Regions from separate parts of the Homo sapiens genome. Here region 1 is linked to region 2. A link is a loop called in an ENCODE intact Hi-C map of the cell type or tissue named here. Cell type or tissue: GM12878. All regions are shown on one strand. Each heading gives the region's core, and the rest is flanking DNA. Links, peaks and the distances in the headings are about the cores only. Region 1 overlaps MAD1L1 (mitotic arrest deficient 1 like 1). Region 2 overlaps MAD1L1 (mitotic arrest deficient 1 like 1).

Evidence for each region. Peaks named below come from ENCODE experiments on the same cell type or tissue, not always from the same donor. Only the 100,000 strongest peaks of a DNase experiment are listed, where the experiment ranks them.
Region 1: a loop joins it to region 2, with 4 times the contacts of the local background. A loop is called at or near these places in 18 of 110 quality-filtered maps.

What each region holds. Positions count from the first base shown.
Region 1 is chr7:1,806,888-1,816,904 of GRCh38, forward strand. It overlaps MAD1L1 (mitotic arrest deficient 1 like 1), which reads right to left. Exons shown (of 19, transcript NM_001013836.2): 19 at 8,908-9,341. The coding sequence ends at 9,183. Among named protein-coding and RNA genes, the nearest start is that of MIR4655, 32 kb to the right of the region's middle. RefSeq lists enhancers at 1,088-1,589, 1,590-2,089, 6,144-6,719. In GM12878, for the core only: a CTCF peak has its summit at 5,662 (motif pointing right); no DNase peak of the experiment used is centred there.
Region 2 is chr7:2,204,101-2,214,117 of GRCh38, forward strand. It overlaps MAD1L1 (mitotic arrest deficient 1 like 1), which reads right to left. Exons shown (of 19, transcript NM_001013836.2): 10 at 9,112-9,173. It overlaps LOC105375126 (a long non-coding RNA gene), which reads left to right. Exons shown (of 3, transcript XR_001745062.3): 2 at 191-239; 3 at 1,024-1,100. Among named protein-coding and RNA genes, the nearest start is that of MAD1L1, 24 kb to the right of the region's middle. RefSeq lists enhancers at 4,648-5,181, 5,677-5,826. In GM12878, for the core only: a CTCF peak has its summit at 5,566 (motif pointing left); a DNase peak (open chromatin) is centred at 5,724; H3K27ac peaks cover 988 bases.

The sequences.
Region 1 (10,017 bases), core at 1,108-9,107, 400 kb before region 2:
AACGTAAAACAGCATATGCAGTATGGTCCAAATTCCCTGAAAAAATTATTTGTGTCTTCATAAATATGGTATATATTGTCTGTAGAAATGTGTACATATTGAGATATTTATCTGTGTAGATATAAATATATGTATAAATATGTGTGCATAGGCCAGGTGTGCTGTCTCACTCCTGTAATTTCAGCACTTTGGAGGCCGAGACTGGAGGATCACCTGAGGTCAGGAGTTCGAGACCAGCCTGGGCAACGTGGCGAAACCCCGTCTCTACCAAAAATACAAAAAATCAGTCAGACGTGGTGGTGGGTGCCTGCGTTCCCAGCTACTCGGGAGGCTGAAGTGTGAGGATTGCTTGAGCCTGGGAGGTGGAGGTTTCAATGAGCTATGATCATGCCACTGCCCTCCAGCCTGGGCAATAGTGAGACCCTGTCTCAAAAAGAAAAAAATGTGTGGGCCAGGTGCGGTGGTTCACGCCTGTAATCCCAGCACTTTGGGAGGCTGAGGCGGGTGGATCACGAGGTCTGGAGTTTCAGACTAGCCTGACCAACATGGTGAAACCCCGTCTCTACTAAAAACAAAAAAATTAGCTGGGCGTAGTGGCGGGCGCCTGTAATCCCAGCTACTCAGGAGGCTGAGGCAGGAGAATCGCTTGAACCTGGGAGGCGGAGGTTGCAGTGAGTCGAGATTGCGCCACCGCACTTCAGCCTGGGTGACAGAGTGAGACTCCGTCTCAAAAAAAAAAAATATGTGTATATATGTATACATTTCCGTGTGTATATATTTAAATATATAGTACATATTTCTCCGTAGACATATATAAACGTGTGTGTGTGTATATATATATATATTTCTATGTGTATTGTCAAAAAACAGTATTTAAACAACTTGGGTTTAATGATGGGAGTGGCTCCTGTTAGCGATTCCCGAATTTGGCAGCTCCATCTGTGTAGCTGCTTGTCTATATGACACGGTGCACACATGATGACTGTAACTGTCTATATGACACAGTGCACACGTGATGTCTGTAGCTGCTTGTCTATATGACACGGCGCACACATGATGTAACTGCTTGTCTATATGACACGGTGCACACGTGATGTCTGTAGCTGCTTGTCTGTGACACGGTGCACACGTGATGTCTGTAACTGTCTATATGACACAGCGCTCACATGACTGTAACTGTCTATATGACACGGCGCACACGTGATGTCTGTAGCTGCTTGTGTGTGACACGACGCACACGTGATGTATGTAGCTGCCCGTGTCCACATGTTCTGGGCATTTCTGTTGTGTGTCTCCAGGCGTGTGTTGCATGTATAACTCCAGTGTCTGTATAACTCCAGTGTCTGTACCTAGAGCCCACTTGGATGCGAGCTGTGAAAGCTGCCAAGATACCCCCTTCCTGAAGATTCTGGGGTGTTAGGGGAGGGCACCGCACCCGTCCTCACCCCACACATCCATGAAAAAGGTGACCAGGGCCCCCGACTGCACCAGGGCTCTGAGCAGCTGTGGGGTGGCCCTCATGGGGTCATGCAGGGCTGCGTCAGAGGAGGGTGGTCCCACCTGCAGAGCGTCCACCTGGTGTGCAAGTGAGACCTTGATGAGGACATATATGTGAGAGCTGCGGGTCCCAGGGGTGCTTCTGCCTGTGTGTGCGTGTGCATGCAGACAACACACAGGTATGTGTGCACACTCACAACACACACGTGCACACAACACGTGTGTGCACACTCACATGTACACATGAGCACTCACACAACACACGTACACGGAGGAGGGGTGGGAAGACAAGAGCCTCCAGGAGCATTGCTGAGTGGGCGTGTTTAAGTGACTTTTTGAGATGGAGTCTCGCTCTGTTGTTCAGGCTGGAGTGCAATGGCATGATCTTGGCTCACCGCAACCTCTGCCTCCTGGGTTCAAGCGATTCTCCTGCCTCAGGCTCCCGAGTAGCTGGGACTACAGGTGTGCGCCACCACGACTGCCTAATTTTGTATTTTTAGTAGAGATGGGGTTTCTCCATGTTGGTCAGGCTGGTCTTGAACTCCCGACCTTAGGTGATCCGCCGGCCTCAGCCTCCCAAAGTGCTGGGATTACAGGTATGAGCCACCGCACCCGGACTTCAGTGACTTTCTTTTTTTCTTGAGACTTTCCCACATTTTCTAAATATGTTACAGTGACTGAGTATGAATGTTATAAAAAACCAAAATTCTAGTGTATGTTTGTTTTTAAAGTAAAAACTCCTGAAGCCATCTCCTGTCACAGGGCTGCCATGGGGCAGCTGTGAAGGCTCCAGGTCTGGGGCCCACTCAGCCCTGCCATACTGGGCTCGGGGGGAGGCTCCCTGCCAGATGGGTGGCCCCAGGAAGGGGCGGCAGGAGCAGCACCTCTAGCCGTCCGCCTGAGGCTTCGTTTACCACTGGGCCTCAGGGCCTTCCCCTCTCCGGCCAGCTCTGAAGGGGTTAAAATGCTTCACCAATGCAAATAGATTTAATTAATCCTTTCATCAGCTGCAAATATACCTTCTGAACCCTATTAAAAACATGAATATGCAAATATAGACCTTTTTGAATTCTCATTTTCGAGGACTTGGTGTTGGGTTTGATTAGCGAATTCCGTTAACAGCCTGTAAACCTGCTGCAAAATTTAATTTCCATTTTAAATTAAAAAAAAGCATGAAAGCGGTGGGTAATTGGGCTAATTATAGTGTTATGCTGAAGAGGCCACATACTGCGCCCTGGGGTGTCCCCTACCTGGGCTGGGTGCTGGGCCAGGTGGACACCCCTGGCAGGTCATGTGGTCCGTTTTCCAGATGCGAAGACTGAGGCCCAGGGAGGGGAGGACCCTTGCCCACGACCATCCCGCAGGCTGGGCTGAGCCAGCATTCAACTGAGGCCTCCTGATGTCCCGGCCGGGGTGCGCCTGGCTGCCCAGCCCCTGGCTCCGTCTGGGAGGAGGGGGTGCTCAGAGGAAGCTGAGGGGCCATGAGCTCCAGGTCCCCGGTCCTTGGTGGGCAGTGCTCACTGCTCACCTCTGTCCCTCTGCCCAGGAGGGAGCCAGGCCTGGCTCTGCCACCGCCTCCGCCCGTGCCCAGCGACACCAGAGCTGGGACAGCCGCTTCCCCTGTTCTCTGGTTCCAGTTTTCTCATTAGTCGAGTAGGGACACAGCACAACATCACCTGTCACCACGCAGCATGGATTCACCCGCACACACCTGTGCACCGGTGTGAGCCAGGACTGTCAGGCGCCAGCTCCCTCGGTGAACGTGACAAGGCCCCTCCTTCCCCACGGGGGTGACACGCCAGAGCCAGGGGCGCCCGGGGTGGCTGGGCCCAACCGAGAGGGACAAGTGGAAAATCCAGCGGGATCCCCGAGACCAAAGCCGACTGTGGAAGGTCCCATTCACCGTTCGCATTGGTCACACGTCGACACGATGCCATGTTGGATAGATTGGGTTAGAGGTGTATTTGCTAACATTAATTTCACTGGCTTCTGCTTACTATTTAACGTGGCTACTAAAAAATGTCAAGTTACGTATGCGGTTCGCGTGGCGTCTCTATTAGCGCTGTTCTGTGAGGACGCTAATCTGTCTGAAACATGACTGTATCTGCTGGAACAGATGTGCAGTCTATGTCTATCAAAAATAAACTATGCATTGAACAAAACGCCAGGTAGTGGGGAACGCCGGAAGAAAGGATAGAGCTGGCTCAGGAGATGAGGGGAAGGGAGGGCTTACTCATGGGTAAGGATCAATTGGGCAGCTCCTGCCGCTGTAAACAAACCCCAGACTACGACCCGCCGGGGCGGCCTCCGCCGCACCAGTTCTTTCTCGAGGTTCTGGGGGCCCAGGTCCAAGATCAGGACATCAATCGGCAGGGCCTGTTTCCCCGGAGCCTCTCCCCGTGGCTCTCAGAGGGCCACCTCTGCTCGTTGGGATCTGGGACTCGGTGTTTTGTTTTGCTTTGAAAGATAGTGACACAAATGGTTCAGAACTATGGAAGTTCTGAAAAATGCTGTCAGTTTTACTTTAAAATGAGAATCTGGTGTTTCTGTGTGTCACCGTTTTCAATAAAATTTCTTGAGAGTGTTGGCAACAACAGCAAAATCCAGTGAAACAGATCAGTACACGCGTCTATGGAAAATTTCCAAGACATATTGTGAAGTGAGAAAAAGCAAGCTGCGGAACAATACGTAGGGATTTTAAAAGCACACAGACCACCCAGGGAGGCAGAACCGTGTGTTTTCGTGTGTCCATATGGTAGGTGTGCACATCCACCCACAGGCGGGAGAGTCTGGGATGGGGGCCAGAAGGGACTTCTCCTTTTCACTCTACGTTCCTCTCATATTGTTGGAGGGAACTTTGTTTTGTTTTAGTGTTAAAAATGTATTTGAATTGTGCAGTTAAAGAAAACATAAAACAAAACGAGACTGCCAGGCTGGGCCAGCTGATGTCTGGACCGGGCTCCTGGCGCCTCCTTGCCGGCCGTCTCTCACTGTGCGACTTCGGACAGGGAACTCCTCCTCTCTGGGCCGCAAGCAGCGATTTAAGCATTCTGGTGAAGCCGCCTGTCCTCAGGTGCACACACATGCAACCATGTGCACACATGGCTATGCACCAACACACATGCAGTCATGTGTGCACACATGAACACGTGTACACATGGCCCACACCAGTACGCACATGTGAAGTCATGCTTGCACACAGGAGCACATATGCACCTATGTGCACATATGACACACCAATACACGTGGTCACACATGCACACATCACATGTACACACATGCTCATGTACACAAACCATACAGGGATACATGCACGTACACACATCTGTACATACACATGTGCACACAGGGCCACACACCAATACACAAATGCAGTTATGCACACACACGGCACATGTATACACACAAACCAAGCCTGGGGACATGCACTGCACATGCCTATATGTGCACGTGTACACGGGTCATGTGTCCAGGAGTGGCAGTGGTGCATGCCCACACCTCTGCATGTACATGCCTGTAAACACACTCCTGTATGTATAGCCCGAGGTTCTGAGCCCCTGGACCTCTGAGTCTCCCTCCAATGCTGTCTCTGGATGAAGGTCCCAGCCCTCGCCTGCCCATGGTGTCCTGGTGACATTTTAACAGGAGGGCAATGGGCCAAGTTTAACTCAGACGCTGGGGCCTGGAGGGGCAGCTGAATTTGCAGTCAAGAGAGCAGGGTTTGAGTCCCTGCCCAACACAGACTTGCAGGAGGCGTTGGTGGGCCAGTCCCTGGCTTTCTGCACTGAGGTCTCCTCTCCTGACAAGACCAGACTTGCAGGATCAGTATGGGATGAGGATGAGCATTGCCAATTGGCAAGTTCCAAGCCGATGAGAGCCTCTGTGTGTACGAGCTGCGGGAGAGACTTGTTAAAGGTAGATTCTCACAGTTGCTCCAGGCAGGACCTGAGGACCTGCCTTTCTCAGGTGCTTCCAGGGACCCCACTCTGAGAAGTGAGGGGCTGCAGAAAACCCAGGGATTTCTCCAAAACTTGCACGAGTTGTCTGTGGGAAGGAAAGAGACAGACTAACCCTGCAATGGTCTTGTGCTGGCTGCCCGGTGCCAGGTGCAGTGGGAGGGAGGGAGGGAGGTTGATCCCTCAGAGGCCCCGGCAGGTGGCACTGTCCTCTCCAGCCTGCCGGGAGGCTGGAGGGAGCCCTGGGGCCCCCCAAATCCTGTTACATCCTGGCAATTACAGTTGATTGCTGTAGCACTAATCCCTTAAAATTAGTCATTAGCGGCTTAAGAACCATTTAGCGTTGGGTGCCCACTAAGGAGCTGGGGGGAAGCGGGGAATCTGCCAGAACCAGAACTTTCTCTGGCCCGGCAGCCAGGGCTGGGCAGGGACAGGGGACCGGTGGCGCCTCCTGGGGTCCTCACACGCTGTTTCTTTCCCATTCCACCTGGCAGACGCGTGAAGAGGATTTGACAAACTCGTGGGGAAGGTTTATTAAATCAGCCCGCAAGGGACACATGTTATCAGAGACCTCTGCTCTCTCCAGCCCACCCAGACACGTCCCTTGGGGGTGTGAGGGCTGCTCCAGCCCCGCCTCTGCCTCTTCCCGGGGAAAGGAAAATCCCATGATCAGAGCAGAGCCGCCTGCCGGCCGGAGCTGGTGCATCTCAGCGCTGGCTGGGGGGCCCAGCCTCTTGTAGACCCTCCCGGGGAGCCGGCAGGGGAGGTGCCGGCCCCGGGCTCCCCGAAAGGAAGGTGCTTTGGAGATCCCTGGCTGTGGAGGGGGAAGGGGAGACCAAGGCAGGAGGGTACCCCTGGTCCGGATGCGGATGTGGACGGGGAAGGGGAGACCAAGTCAGGAAGGCGCCCCGGGTCCAGATGCAGACTTGAGATTGCACCTGGGGACAGGGGGCTTGTTTGTGGCCCTTTAGCTGCCAAGCCCGTCTTGATGCCACAGAAGCCGGGGTGGAAGGCAGGTGTGGGCCGTGGCCCAGGCTGCAGCAACCAGAAGGTTCAGCAGCCTCAGATCTTGGGAAGGTGACACAAGGGCTTGGGGACAGTGGGTGGAGTCCTGTGGCCATGAGGGTCTGTGGCTGTGGGAACCCCTGCTGCGGTTTTTCTGGTGTGGTTGGAGGCCGTGACCATTGCTCCTCAGCCACCAGGTTATGCATCGGTGATGGCAGAGCCAGTGGTCCCAGGGTCCCGGAGCTGAGGGGTGTGTGTCCACCGGGGGAGTCAGTGGGGTGTGTGTCCACCGGGGGAGCCGTGGGGTGTGTGTCCACCGGGGGAGTCAGTGGGGTGTGTGTCCACCGCGGGAGTCAGTGGGGTGTGTGTCCACGGGGGGAGCCGTGCCAGTGCCTCCTGAGGCTGAGCCCACCTCCCCACTCTCCATTTTCTCAGCCTCTGCCCCAAATCCTCCTGGTAAGTTCCATTCCCACCTGGGCTGGCTGGAGTTTAGCTCTGGCCTTGCAATCAAGACCACCACCTTTGGGGGGGCTCCTGCCTGGACCTGGACCCGGCTGTCGCCCACCAGGGACCACTCCCCCTGCTGCCCCTGGGGCAGAGGCTGCGGGCTTCTGTTCTGCCTGAGGGCTCAGCCCTCTGTCCTCCCCCAGGATGGCCCCTGACCTCCAGCCTCTGGGCCCACCCTATCCCCGCTTCCTACCTGGTGGGGTCCCATCCGCCTTCAGGGTCCAGTCGGACCCCATCTCCTAAATTGCCTTGACAAGAACCGGCCCCTGTCCCTCTGTGTTCACAGCCAGGGTGGTGCTGGCTCCCTGGTCCTGAAGGGCCAGCTGAGTGGGGCTCGGTCCCAGAAGCCCCAGGTCCATGAGTGTGTGTGGGGGCCGTCACCGGGGCTGCTGGCGGTGAAAGGGTGGGTGGAGGCAGGCACCTCGGCTCTCAGGCTGTGGCACGGCAGGAATGGTGATGGGGAAAGCAGGGTGGTGGGGGCTGGGGTGCCAGGACCCTGGGATTGACCTGGGGGGTATTGGCAGAGGACAGCCCAAAGGCTAGACCAGGGCCCCGTTCTGATTATCTGTGGCTGTGGGAGCAGCATCCTGTGTGGGCCCCGCTGTGCTCAGCTGAGACATGGGGCTGTGGCCACCCCAGGGCTGCGATGGGGCCGAACAGTCTGGGACTCCGGGTTTCAGTGTGAGAGCCAGTGGTTGCCCAGCTCTGGCGGGGCTGTGTGTCTGTCTGAGGCACATGTGTGTCCAGGGGCCGAGCCAGGGCAGAACAACCTTCACGTGACATGGAGACATCTCACTTCTCTTGTCTGCACAGCCTGCGTCCCGCACAAAGCCTCGTGAAGCTGAACCCCATGGGCCTCCGAGGACCCCTCCGTCAAACCCCTTGCGCCCAGGAACAGAAGCCAACACTGAAAGGTGACATTGGGGGGTAGGGAGAGGACACGCAGGAGGAATCAGGGGCTTCCTGTCTCGAGGCTGGGGGACACAACACATCCGTCTCTCCCAGTGGGCCTCTTAGTGGACGGCCCCCCAACTTTCCCCTGAGACCTGGAGGAAAAGGGCTTTCATGAAGGGTTTGTGGAACCTGACGGAGTGTTCTAATGGTGGGCGGGGGGGGGGGGGGGTTGCTGGGAGTGGGAAGTGGGACGTGAGGCGGGGGTGGCAGAGCCGGAGCTGCCCCACCTTTGAGGAGTCTGGGTGGAGGCGGCAGTCCCGGGCGTGGCCCTGGCCCAGGCCCACAGTTCGCAGGCAGGTGGCAGGGTCCACGCCTCCCTGCTCCTTCCTCCCCCTGCCCCCGCCCCCACCATGGGTCTCCCTCCGTCTCAGCATTGGAGGCTCTGGAGCAAGGCCGTTCCCCTGGCTGCACCAGCTCCCCTCTGCTGGGCTCAGATAGCGGCAGCTGCACCTCTGAATCATCGGCTCATATTCCCCATGGCTGGAGAAGGCCGGGGCCGCCGAGTTGGGAGGAGGGGACTCGCTCTCCAGCCTCCAGGGCCAGATGCTCCATCTGCCCCATGGGGCGGAGCCACCCCACACCCCTGGGTTTGGTGCTGCCAGCCGGGTCCAGGCCCTCTCTTGGCCCTGGAGAGATGGGCACAGAGGGCAGTCTCCCCTCGATGCACCCTTATCTGTGAGGACAGTCCCCCCAGCCCCTGTGCCTCCATCCGGGTTCCATCAGCAAAGGGAAGTCCTGGAGCTGGGGCCCGGCCTTGAGGCAGAGCTGGAAGCTGCTACGCGGAGGGGCCTCAGCCCATGGTGGTGGGGAGGGCACCCCAGCCACCCTTGGTCCCAGCTGCCACCTGTGCACTCCCTGAGCAGAGATGCCTGACTCACCCTAACGTTGTCCGGGCTGCAGATGGCGGCGGCTGCTGAGGGAGCTCCTTCCCCTCCTCCCGCCCACCCTGCTAGGGCTAGGCCACAGATACACAGGGCGAGTGGGAGTGTCTAGGGGAGAAGATTTTATTTCACAAGGTGAGGAACCCAGGCTGGTGGCCGACGCCCACACACCAGGCTCCGGGACGCATGGGGTCTGCACGTGGAGAGGGTGCTGGCCGCCCCAGCAGGAAGCCCGACGTAGGTCCCAGCGTGTCTGTCAGTCATGCTGCTGCCCTGTGGGGCTGGAGAGGCAGGACGTGCACCCAGCCTGTGGCTGGCGGGGCAGGGGACCTGCAGGTCAGGCCAAGCAGAGTGGCTCCGGCTATGCCCCCGAGCCTGCAGGCTACGCCACGGTCTGGCGGCTGAAGAGCTCGAGGGTGAGCGAGCTGAGGAAGGCAGGGATGCTGTCCTGGCGCCGCAGGTGCACCTCGATGAGCTCGCCCACGGTGTGTGAGAACTCTGTCTCCAGTAGCTGCATCTTGGAACCCGAGGGGCTGGTGGCCTGCGGGGCAGTCAAGAAAGAGACAAGACAGCGGTCAGCCCGACAGGCCTCTCCCTCTCCCCTCCCTCCCTACACAGCCCCTCCAGCCATGGGGGCTTCCCTCAGTCTGAGGACCTGGACAGGGGTAGATGCGTCCTCAACCCTGCCAGGCCTTATTCCAGGTCACCTAAAGGGACTGAATTAACCCAGGGCAAGGTCTCTGTTGTCTACACTGTCATCTACCCAGGCAGTTGGGGGTCCCAGGCACTGTGGGGTGTGCCCACCCAAGGGGCTGCCACCTTGCTCCTTCCTCCACCTGGGGGGCTCCAGCACCTGTGCCAGGCCCTAGTGCCACTCTTCACTGAGGCTGGAGGACCCCACGCCCTGGGCAAGTCCTGCAACGCCTTCCACACTGCCTGGGCCCCATGACCTAGTTTCCCCACTTGTGCAGGGGGGCGCTGGGGGCCCAGGGGGAGTCTGGCTCTGTGGATTCTGCAGCCCAGAGGGCGGCCTCCTGTAACTGGAGAACGGGCAAGGAGGAGCTTCCAGACAGCGCTGCAGGCCCCAGGGGACACAGGGCAGGAGTCACACAGCAGGTCTGAGCAAGCTGCTGTGCCACGGTCCTGGGCTGTGTGGGGAGTGGACAGAGGCCCTTCTGAGCTGCCCCCGAGAGCCAGCCCCACCCCGGTCAGCACCC
Region 2 (10,017 bases), core at 1,281-9,280:
TGCTGCCACTCCTCACAGCACTCCTGTGACGTAACAAAGACCCAGGAGGTGCACGCAGCCGTGGCCGTAGGCCTTCCATAAACTCAGGGGATGGGTCCCTCCCCAAATGAAGGCTGGCTTAAACAGCACCCCCAGGCCACTCTCCAATTCAGTCCAAGTCGCCACTAAGGAATTTTCCTTCCCCTCACAGCTAATCCGAAGAGCTGACCGTCTGCTGTTGACAGGCCAGCTTGAGTGAGGTATGATCTGCGCACGTGAACAGTTTGACAAGAGCAGTGTCATGAGCTTTGCTGCGTGTACACCTGTGCGGCGATCACATCCATTACGCCAAAGGGTATTTCTAGCACCCCATAAGACCCCAATCATATCCCAGCACGAGACTCCAGGGATCACTGACCTGCTTTCTATCACTGTTGCTCAGTTTTACCTTTTTAAAAAGTTCAAATCAATGGGATGGTATAGTAAGTATAAACTCAGTAAGTCTGGCTTCCTTCACTCAGCAAGAGAGACCCTTTCATGTTTCCAAGCACCGCCGCTGCCGCGCATTACACTGCGTGGAGACGCCACGGTCCACGTATCCCTTCACCTGCTGACAGGCACCTGAGTTGTTCCTGCTCTCAGACTGTTAGAATAAGGCTCTACAAACATTCCTGTACAAGTCTTCATGAGACCACATTTTCTCTTGGGTTTCTCTTAGATTAAATACCGAGGAATGGAACTGCAGGGTCACACCGTAAGTGTGTACAAAGCTACCAAACCATTTCCAAAGTGGCCGTACCACTTGCTACTCCCAGGGGCAACAGGCCTGGCTGCTCTGCATCTCTGCCAGCAGTCAGGATGGTCAGTCTGCTTAATTTTAGCCATTTTATTGGGTGCCCAGTGGTATCTCACTGCAGTCTTGAAACCGCCTTTACAGAATTTTAAGTAACGAGAGAAATCTACATTACTGACTCCACCTTGCTTCTAACCTCACAGGATCTTTTCTTTTTTTTTTTTTTTTTTTTTTTGCTTATTCTAATACAGAGGCCAAGATAACTATGAGAGGAATGTAGTTTATAGTTAAACTTCAAGGCAAGGAAAAATGACACCCGTCCTTGTTTGGAGATTAAGACTGGCATTGCTACAGGGGCCTGAACTTTGCTAAAGAACAGGCACGGGTAAACCATGACCTGTCACTGCTTACTTAGCTTGCTCTTCTACAGTGCCTGCTACCCGGAGTCACGTAACCAGACGTTGTCAGATTCGGAACTTCCCTAACGGCTCCTACAGACATCACTGCTGTGAAACCTAAAAAACTGGTCTTTGGGATATTTTTCAGATTTAGCATTTCAGCAGATCAAGAGATGCCACCTGGACTTGTGACCCCATCTCCCAGGAACTGACTCAGCTGCACGGAGACAGTCCTGACACCCCTATCATTGCATCCCCAACACAACCAACCAGCATTCACCACTCCCTAGGCCGCTGCCCGCCAAAACACCCTCAAGCCCTCGCCTCCTAATTCTCAGGGAGACAGATGTGAGAGTTATCTCGCGTCCACCTCCCTCGGCTGGCTCTGCAATCATTAAACTCCCTCTCTGCTGCCACACCTGCCGTTCTCAGTGCATTGGCTTTCTGGGCAGCAAGAAGAACCCTGTTGGGCGATTACAGTCTTAATTTGCATTCCCCTAATAACTAACAATGTTGACCATCTTTTCATGTCCTTATTTACCACCTATATATCTTCTCTTGTAAAGTATCTGTTAAAAGCAGGCCGGGTACAGTGGCTCACACCTGTAATCCCAGTGCTTTGGGAGGCCAAGGCAGGCAGATCACCTGAGGTCAGGAGTTTGAGACTAGCCTGGCCAACATGGTGAAACCTGTCTCTATTAAAATACAAAAATTAGCCGGGTGTGGTGGTGCACGCCTGGAACCCCAGCTACTCAGGAGGCTGAGGCTGGAGGATTGCTTGAACCTGGGAGGCGGAGGTTGCAGTGAGCCAAGATCATGCCACTATACTCCAGCCTGGGCGACAGAGCAAGATTCCATCTCCAAAAAAATAAATAAATAATAAAGTATCTGTTAAAAGTCTTTTGACCATTTTTTAAACTATGGTAATCTTACTAATTTGTAAGAGTTCCTTCTCTATCCTGGAGCACATCTTTGGTCAGATACATGTTAATATCTCGCAAATATTTTCCTAGTCTATGGTCTGCCTTTTCACTGTATCTTTTGAGAGCAGAAGTTTTCAATTTTGATGAAGTCTAATTTATCAATTTTTTCATTTATGGTTCATGTTCGTTGTATTGTAAGACCTCTTTGCCAAACCCTAGCTTCCAGATTTTGTGACTTTTACACATAGGTCTATGCGTCATTTGAGTTAAATCTTGTGTCCAGCATGAGACAGGTGTTAAGGCTCATCCTCACCACGAAGAGCCTACTGGTTTACCACCCTCGGTGAAAAGATTCTTTCTCCCACTGAATTATCTGGACACTTTGACAACAATCAACACTGTATTCTTCAATCATTTCTGAACATTCTACTCTGTTCTCCTGATTTACATGTCTATACTTAATACCACAGTGTCTCAATTTATGCAATTTACAACGTGTCTTGAAATTGGCCAGTGTAAGCTGTATAACTTGTTCTTTTTTGAAACTGTTATGGCTATAACAATTTATAGGTACTTTACATTCCCATAGAAATTTTAGAAATTGTCAGCCGGGCACAGTGGCTCATGCCTGTAATCCCAGCACTTTGGGAGGCCAAGGCGGGTGGATCACTTGAGGTCAGGAGTTCAAGACCAGCCTGACCAACATGGCGAAACCCTGTCTCTACAAAAATACAAAAATTAGCCAAGCATGGTGGTCCATGCCTGTAGTCCCAGCTACTGGGGAGGCTGAGGCAGAATTGCTTGAACCCAGGAGGCAAAGGTTGCAGTAAGCCAAGATCGCACCATTGCACTCCAGCCTGGGCGACAGAGTAAGATTCCGTCTCAAAAAAAAAAAAAAAAAAGAAATTTTAGAGATCAGTTCATCAATTTCTGCTGGGGCTTTGATTGGGACTATGTTAAATATTTGGGTCAATTTGAGCAAACTGCCATCTTAACAATAATGAATCTTCCAATACACGACCACAGTACCTTTACGATACTCTGAAATATATATTTGGTCTTTCTGTTCCCTGACATACATGCAGCTCCTTATCTGGAGTGAGAAGAGTGTCTCTTGTGAACTAATGAGCTGAGTGCTGGTTGGCAGCCCCCAGGCAGCTTCAGATAGGGTGGTTATCCGAAACACCAAGGTGAGATTAGAGGGTTGGGACTTTGAGTCCCACCCCTCAACCTCCTAGGAGGGGAGAGGGGCCGAAGGGTGAGTTGATTTCCAACGGCCAATGGTGTAATCAATCATGCCTCTGTGATGAAGCCTCCATAAAAACCCACAAATAAGGCCAGGGTTCAGAGCTGCACACACAGAGGCTCCTGGAGGGTGGTGTGCCCAGAGAGGGCATGGAAGCTCCGCGCCTCTCCTCACACCTCACTCTGCCAACCTGTTCACCTGTATTATTCGTAACATCCTTTATAAGACATGACTAAACATAACAAAGCATCTTCCCGAGTTCTGTGAGCCACACTAGCCAATTAATGAAACCCAAGGAGTGGGTAGCAGGGGCCTCGTTTAACAGCCTGTCAGTCAGAAGTACAGCTGATGTCAGTGAAAGAGGAAGAGAAGAAAACCGTAAAATGAAGCAGAGATGCCGGCCTACTACTTGCACCTGGAATCTGAAGGGGGCACAGATGTGTGGGACTGGGCCCTGACCCATTGGAAGCTGATGGAACTCCAGGTGGAGAGTGTGCAGATGAGGCTGCAGGACATCCAGCTGGTGACCCCTGGAGAACTGCTTGGTGTGGGGGAAACCTTCCAGTATCTGGTGTCAGAGGCTGTGTGAGAGCAGAGGGGAAAAGAGTTCATTTTTCCTCTTACAATGTCTCCATTTTTCTACATCAGGTGATCTTTAATGTCTCAGTTGCGTCTTAAGCTTCTCAGTGTACAAATCTTACACAGATTTTCTTATATGCATTCCTAATATTTCATGGACTTTGATGCCATCATACATGGTATGTACCTCGAGTGGCTCACTGCTAGTATACAGAAACATAACCCATTTTGGTACATTGTCCTTGTATCCCGTGACCCTGTAAACCTCACGGTTTAGTCCTACTGGCTTGTCATTTATTCCCTGGGAATTTCTATAGATAATTATGTTGTCTCCAGGTACAGTTTTACTTCCTCCTTTCCAGTCTGTCCATCTTTTCTTTTTGCTTCCCTAATTATACTGGTGAAGATCTCCAGTACAGTGCAACCAGGGGTGCAGGGAACAGACACCCTGCCTGGTCTCCATGTCAGGGATGCAGTCCGTCCACCTTGTATTATATCAGCTGGTTTTCTGCAGGTATCATTTAGCTGGTTGAGGAAGTTCTCTTCTCTTCCTAGCTTGCTGAGAACTTTAAATCACAAACGAGTCTTGGATTGTTACAAATGGTTGTGCTGTTCGCCTACAGAGATGGCCTGCACCCCCTTTCATTCTACTGAAACAGGTGATTTTCCAAAGAGAAGCAAGCATCCTGCATTCCCAGATGGGCTCCAGCCTCACGCCATCTTTCCCACTGGCCTCTCTGTATTACTCCTCCTCCCCCTCCTGTGCCCGAGGTCTTGCCGAGGATGACACGTACCTCAAAGGGTGTGTGCTGGCCTCCGCTTTCCTCACCCGTAAGTCACTCCCCGAGACAGACCATGCTCCTGGGAGACCAAGCTGATCACATCGCTGCCTCCAGACACACGCCTCGCACTGCTGCTAACTCCCTCAGCCCAACTTCCAGCACCCTAAGGATGAGGGTGTCCACACCACACTCCCGGCACTGGCATCCTGCCCTTCCCCACGTGTGTTCACGCAGGCTCATCCACACGCACTGTGTCCCTCCTTGCCTGTGACTTCAAAGTCGTAGAAACTAACATGCCCCCAGCCTGCGTGAACCCGTGTGCTGCACATGTCACATGTGCCCAGGCCTGTGTGACACATAAGGACCTCGTTCCACAGGGTCTTCCCATGGTTTCACTGACCCACCCCAGCCAGCCTGCCCAGCCTCCTCTCCTAAGACATAAGAAGCCCTACATGGGGAAGAGGGTGACCAGGCCACTCTCTCCTGGGGCTCAGCCAGGGTTTATCCAAGCCCGGGGCGAGGCCGAAGAGCCCTCTGAGGACTGCAGGACGTCAGCACCCTGTCCTTAGGGAAGGGCCCACACAAAGGACGTCTGACCTCAACGCCAGGAGCTCACAGCCCAGAGCCCACAGGCCTGAGGGCCCCAGGACACTGGTCAGAAACAAGGCAGGCATGGGACAGCCAGAAGCGCCCCCCTGAAGGCAGTCAGGAACAGTGGCCACAAGCCCCTCACATCCCCATCGACCAAAACCCCAGTGTCAGCAAGCAAGTCCCATGGTGGGAGAGCAGCGGTCCACTAGGCCAGAGAGACCCAAGGGAAGCTGCTGTGGGAAGGATCACCAAGGCGGGGGCACCACCTAGTGGCAGCAGCTCCTCCACACCCACGGGGCCTCGGGCCTCGGCAAGCCCCAAATCCCAGCAAAGCCTGGGCCCGAAGGCAAGCAGACGCCAGCCCACCCGGCACAGGCCCAGGGCACTCCCAGCCACAGAGCCCTCTGCTTCCAGGACATCTGATGTCACCTCAGGTCCCCACGGCTGAGAGGAGGGGATCCCCAAGCTCGCCCACAGAGGCACGCATGTCTCCACACAAGAACAGCAAATGCACTCAGCCCTCCCATGGGGGCCCCCGTGGCCCCAGCTTCTCACCACATCTGTGTCCCTGTCGCCGACTTCACCACCACATTCAATGCTGCCAGACACGGGAAATTCCTAAGAACTACCCCAAACCTGGTCCCTAAAAACAGAAAAGAAAGCCCAGTGCATCTCAGGTTTACCCAGAAATCCACTTTGGTTTTTGTTTTTGTTTTTTAGAGACAGGGACTCACTCAGTCACTGGAGTGCAGTGGTGCAATCACAGCTCCTCCTGGGCTCAGGTGATCCTCCCACCTTAGCCTCCTGAGTAGCTGGGACTACAGGTGCACACCACTGAGCACCGCTAATTTTTGTTTTGGTACACACGGGGTCTCAACTGCGTTCCCCAGGCTGATCTCAAACATCTAGGCTCGAGCAATCCCCCTGCGGCAGCCTCCCAAACCACTGGGACTACAGGTGTGAGCCACTGTGCGCAGCCAGAAATGCACACGTTTACCAAACCCTCCCGGTGATTCTAGGAGCCGTATTCGGGACCGCCAGCCCGCATTCCCGTGGACTCTCTAGGAGCCGTATTCGGGACCGCCAGCCCGCATTCCCGTGGACTCTCTAGGAGCCGTATTCGGGACCGCCAGCCCGCATTCCCGTGGACTCTCTAGGAGCCGTATTCGGGACCGCCAGCCCGCATTCCCGTGGACTGCGGCATGAGCACCACCCCACTGACGTCCAGCGTGAGTCACCCGAGATCACGGCCTGATGCAGAACCACACTCAGACACCCGCCCTGTGGAGCACAACACAAGGAGCAGCGGGGAGCCCTGAAGGGGCCCAGGCATGGCAGGCAACCCAGCACGTGAGGAAACCTGCCCTCTACCAGGCCCACAGCCAAGGCCAACGCAGGAGACTAGGGGTCGACCCCCACAGCGAGGACGGCTCCATCCACCTTCCTGGCCATCAGCCTCCGGCTGCTCAGAGAGGACGCTCGCACCAGCCCCTCTCCAACTCACAGGGCCCTCCACAAGTACACGATCACGTCGGATCTTCACACGCAGTTGGGGAGAAGAGCTCCGTGTCCCCCTTTCAATAAAGAGAACACTGGCCCAGAGCAGCGCAGTGACTTGACACAGGTCTTACTGTTGGTGGCGGGGGGCAGGGGGAGCCTTGAATCCAGCCTCCGAAGAACTATCTGTGTTCCTCATCAAAGCTGCAGGGCGCCACACATGCATGCCACTTGCTTCCCGCCCACTTTAAGCTGGTGGTGGGCACAGGCAGCCCACCTCCACCAGCCCTACAGACCAACCCCTCCTCTCCCTCATCCAGGGCCTGGCCACCAGGGAGGGCAGAGTGAACACAGAAGACACAGGCAGGCAGAACCCCTGGGGCCAGCATGCCCTCATGCTGGCCACGCCCAGGCAGCACCCCCAGGCCAGCTCGCCCTCACACAAGCCATGCCCAGGCAGGGCGCTCAGATGCGGGAACAGGGCTGAAAGGATCCACAGTACTTTGAAACCAGCCAGAGACAGCAGCCAGCTGTGCCAGGTCTCGTGCCCGACTGACACCCAGTGCTCCAGGGCAAACTGCACACTGGACCCTCCAGCAGGGCCGGGCCCATCAGGCACGTGGGGGCCTCTGATGTCCCTTCACAGGAAAGAAGTCACAGAGGTTTCTCATCTGGCCAGAGTATGCCTGGGAGCAGAAGGGTCGCCTTCCAAGCAATTAATAAGCCCAGAGAACAGACAGAAGCACAAAGCATTTAGGCCCCGCTGAGGCCGGCCCTACAGAAGTCTGTGTTCTACAGGGGGAGTTCAAGAGGAGACAGCAGCCCGGGCCGTGCTCTGACTTAGCAAAGCTCAAAGAAAATGAAGAGGCACTTTCAGGTGACAGAGAACTGAAGCCAGTAATGCTGATGAGAAGGTAATGGATTCCAGAACCAGCAGTCGGACGGTGTGGTCAAAGGATAGCTCTTTCAGAGAGTCTCAGTCTCAGCCTAGTTTCCAAGAACAGCAGGAAAGACAGGCAAGAAGCGGGAAGCCTTGAAATCTCACAAGCAAACACAATAAGAGGCCGCCTCGGCACCAGCACCTCGGGCCCTGAGCCCCGGGCTCTGATGGCTCCTTCAAAAGCATCGCTCCTGCACCTCCTCGAGACCTGGCGCACACAGGGCAACCAGGAAGAGGGGTCCAGACCAGAGCTGCCAGGAGGTGGTCACCTGCAGGGGCACCGCGACTGAAGGGCAGGGGCCAACTGAGCGGCTGCTGGAGAAAGATGAGCACAGGGTCCTGGGAAGGATGGGGCAGGAGGACAGACAGGACCAGACCTGGGAACGGTCCAGCTACCTGTCTATAAGAATACCATCCCCAGCACCCAGGGTGGTCCCCCGGCAGCTCCACCCCACATCCCACCACCCAAGCGCTGGCACTCAGCTTGGCACAGACTGCGTGAAGAGGCTGCTACAAGCACCAGACAATCGTCTTCCACTATGGTGGGTGAGAACCGTTTGGATCTGTGTCCCTGCCCCATGCCTCATGTTGAATTGTAATCCCCAGTGCTGAAAGTGGGGCCCCGTGGGAAGTGTTTGGATCCTCGAGTGGATCCCTCACAGCTTGGGTCTGTCTTCATGATAGTGAGTTCTCATGAGATCTGGTCATTTAGAAGTGTGTGGCACCTCCCTCCCAACACTACTCACGCTCGCTCACTCTCTCGCTCTCTCATTCCTGTTTTTGCATTGCGGCGTGCCTGTTCCCCCTTCACCTTCCGCCATGACTGAAAGCTCCCTGCGGCTTCACCAGAAGCCGAGCAGATGCCAGCACCATGCTTCCTGTACAGCTGCAGAAGCGTGAGCCAATTCCACCTCTTCTCTTCATAATTACCCAGTCTCTGGTATTTCTTTATAGCAATGCAAGAACAGCCTAATACAGTGGGTTTTTCTTAATTCTAAAAACTCAGTTCATCTCCACTGGTTACAGTTCCCTAAAATGAATGATTTCCCCCAAAAGCAATTATTTCCTCGGTATACACCAAAAAGAGTCCTTTCACAAAGCCCCGCAACGCAGGGCAATCAGACGCCTGCCACTGGTTTGCTGTGGATATTCCGCTTCTGAATGAAGATGTTACTAAGGCTTCAGCAGGATGAGTCACTGGGTTCCACTGCCCCATCCGCTGGGAAAGGCCTCATTAAACCTGAGCAGCCCAGGACAAATGCCCCGCACCAGCCACAGAGATGCCTGGCTGGAGACTGCGCTGGTGAGCCGGAAGCAGGCTCTGCTCTTCACCCAGGACCCTTCAAAGAAGGCGGGACCCCGGAGACACCTGCCCTTCCCTACCTGATGCTCAGGCCCATGGTCTGGTCCAGTCTCTCCCAGCTTTGCAGCTTGGCCAGCAGCCTCTGAAAAGACAACAAAAGCACAGACCCTGTCATCACCTGCCACAGGATCATCACATAAGACTGACAATCATGATCACGGTGCTAAGTCCCTGACCTCTCAGGAGAGCCTGCCCTCATCTCTGAGCTGGGCGCTACATGCTCCAAGTCTGCTTGGAAGTGGCCGGGTTATTATTCCCCAACTGCAGAAGCCACACTGGCGCTTCCTGCCTCACTCCTTCCTGGCCCCGTAAATTCAAGTGTGAATCCCAGCAAGCTAAAAGCAACGTGTGGCTGTGGAGGGAGAAGGCAGACAGCCTCAGAAAGGATCCTGGGGTTGACTGTGCCCCAGGGAGCAGCCTCGGGTCCTTGAGCCGTTAGGACTCATCCCTCCCCCATCTTCCAGGGGCTCCTCAGGGAACCAAGCCCTGGAGCAGACAGACTCAGTCCTGGAGCCAAACTTCCTGCCATCACACAGCAGACCAGGACCAGCAGGCCCTAGGAGAGGAGGGCAGCCACCCTGGAGCATGAGGGAGGGTGAGACACTGCCTACAGGCCAGCCCACCCCTCTGTGTCACATGCCTGTCCCATGCTGAGCCGCATCCCAAAGAGGTGAGTCTCACGGCCCTTCTAGGACGGAAGCAATCTGAGGGCAGGGACTCTGTGCCTTTGTTCTGGCCTCGCTTCACCTCCACCCAGTGCCAAGCACCATGCTGTTATCAACGCTCCACTCGGCAAGTCAGTGAGGTATTCTCACAGCCCCTCCTATGCGCAGGCACGCACTTGACTAGTAACTATATGACAGCCAACGCTACAGAACATTCGCTACGCGCCAGGCACTGCTCTGAGCACTTTGCATAGACTCATG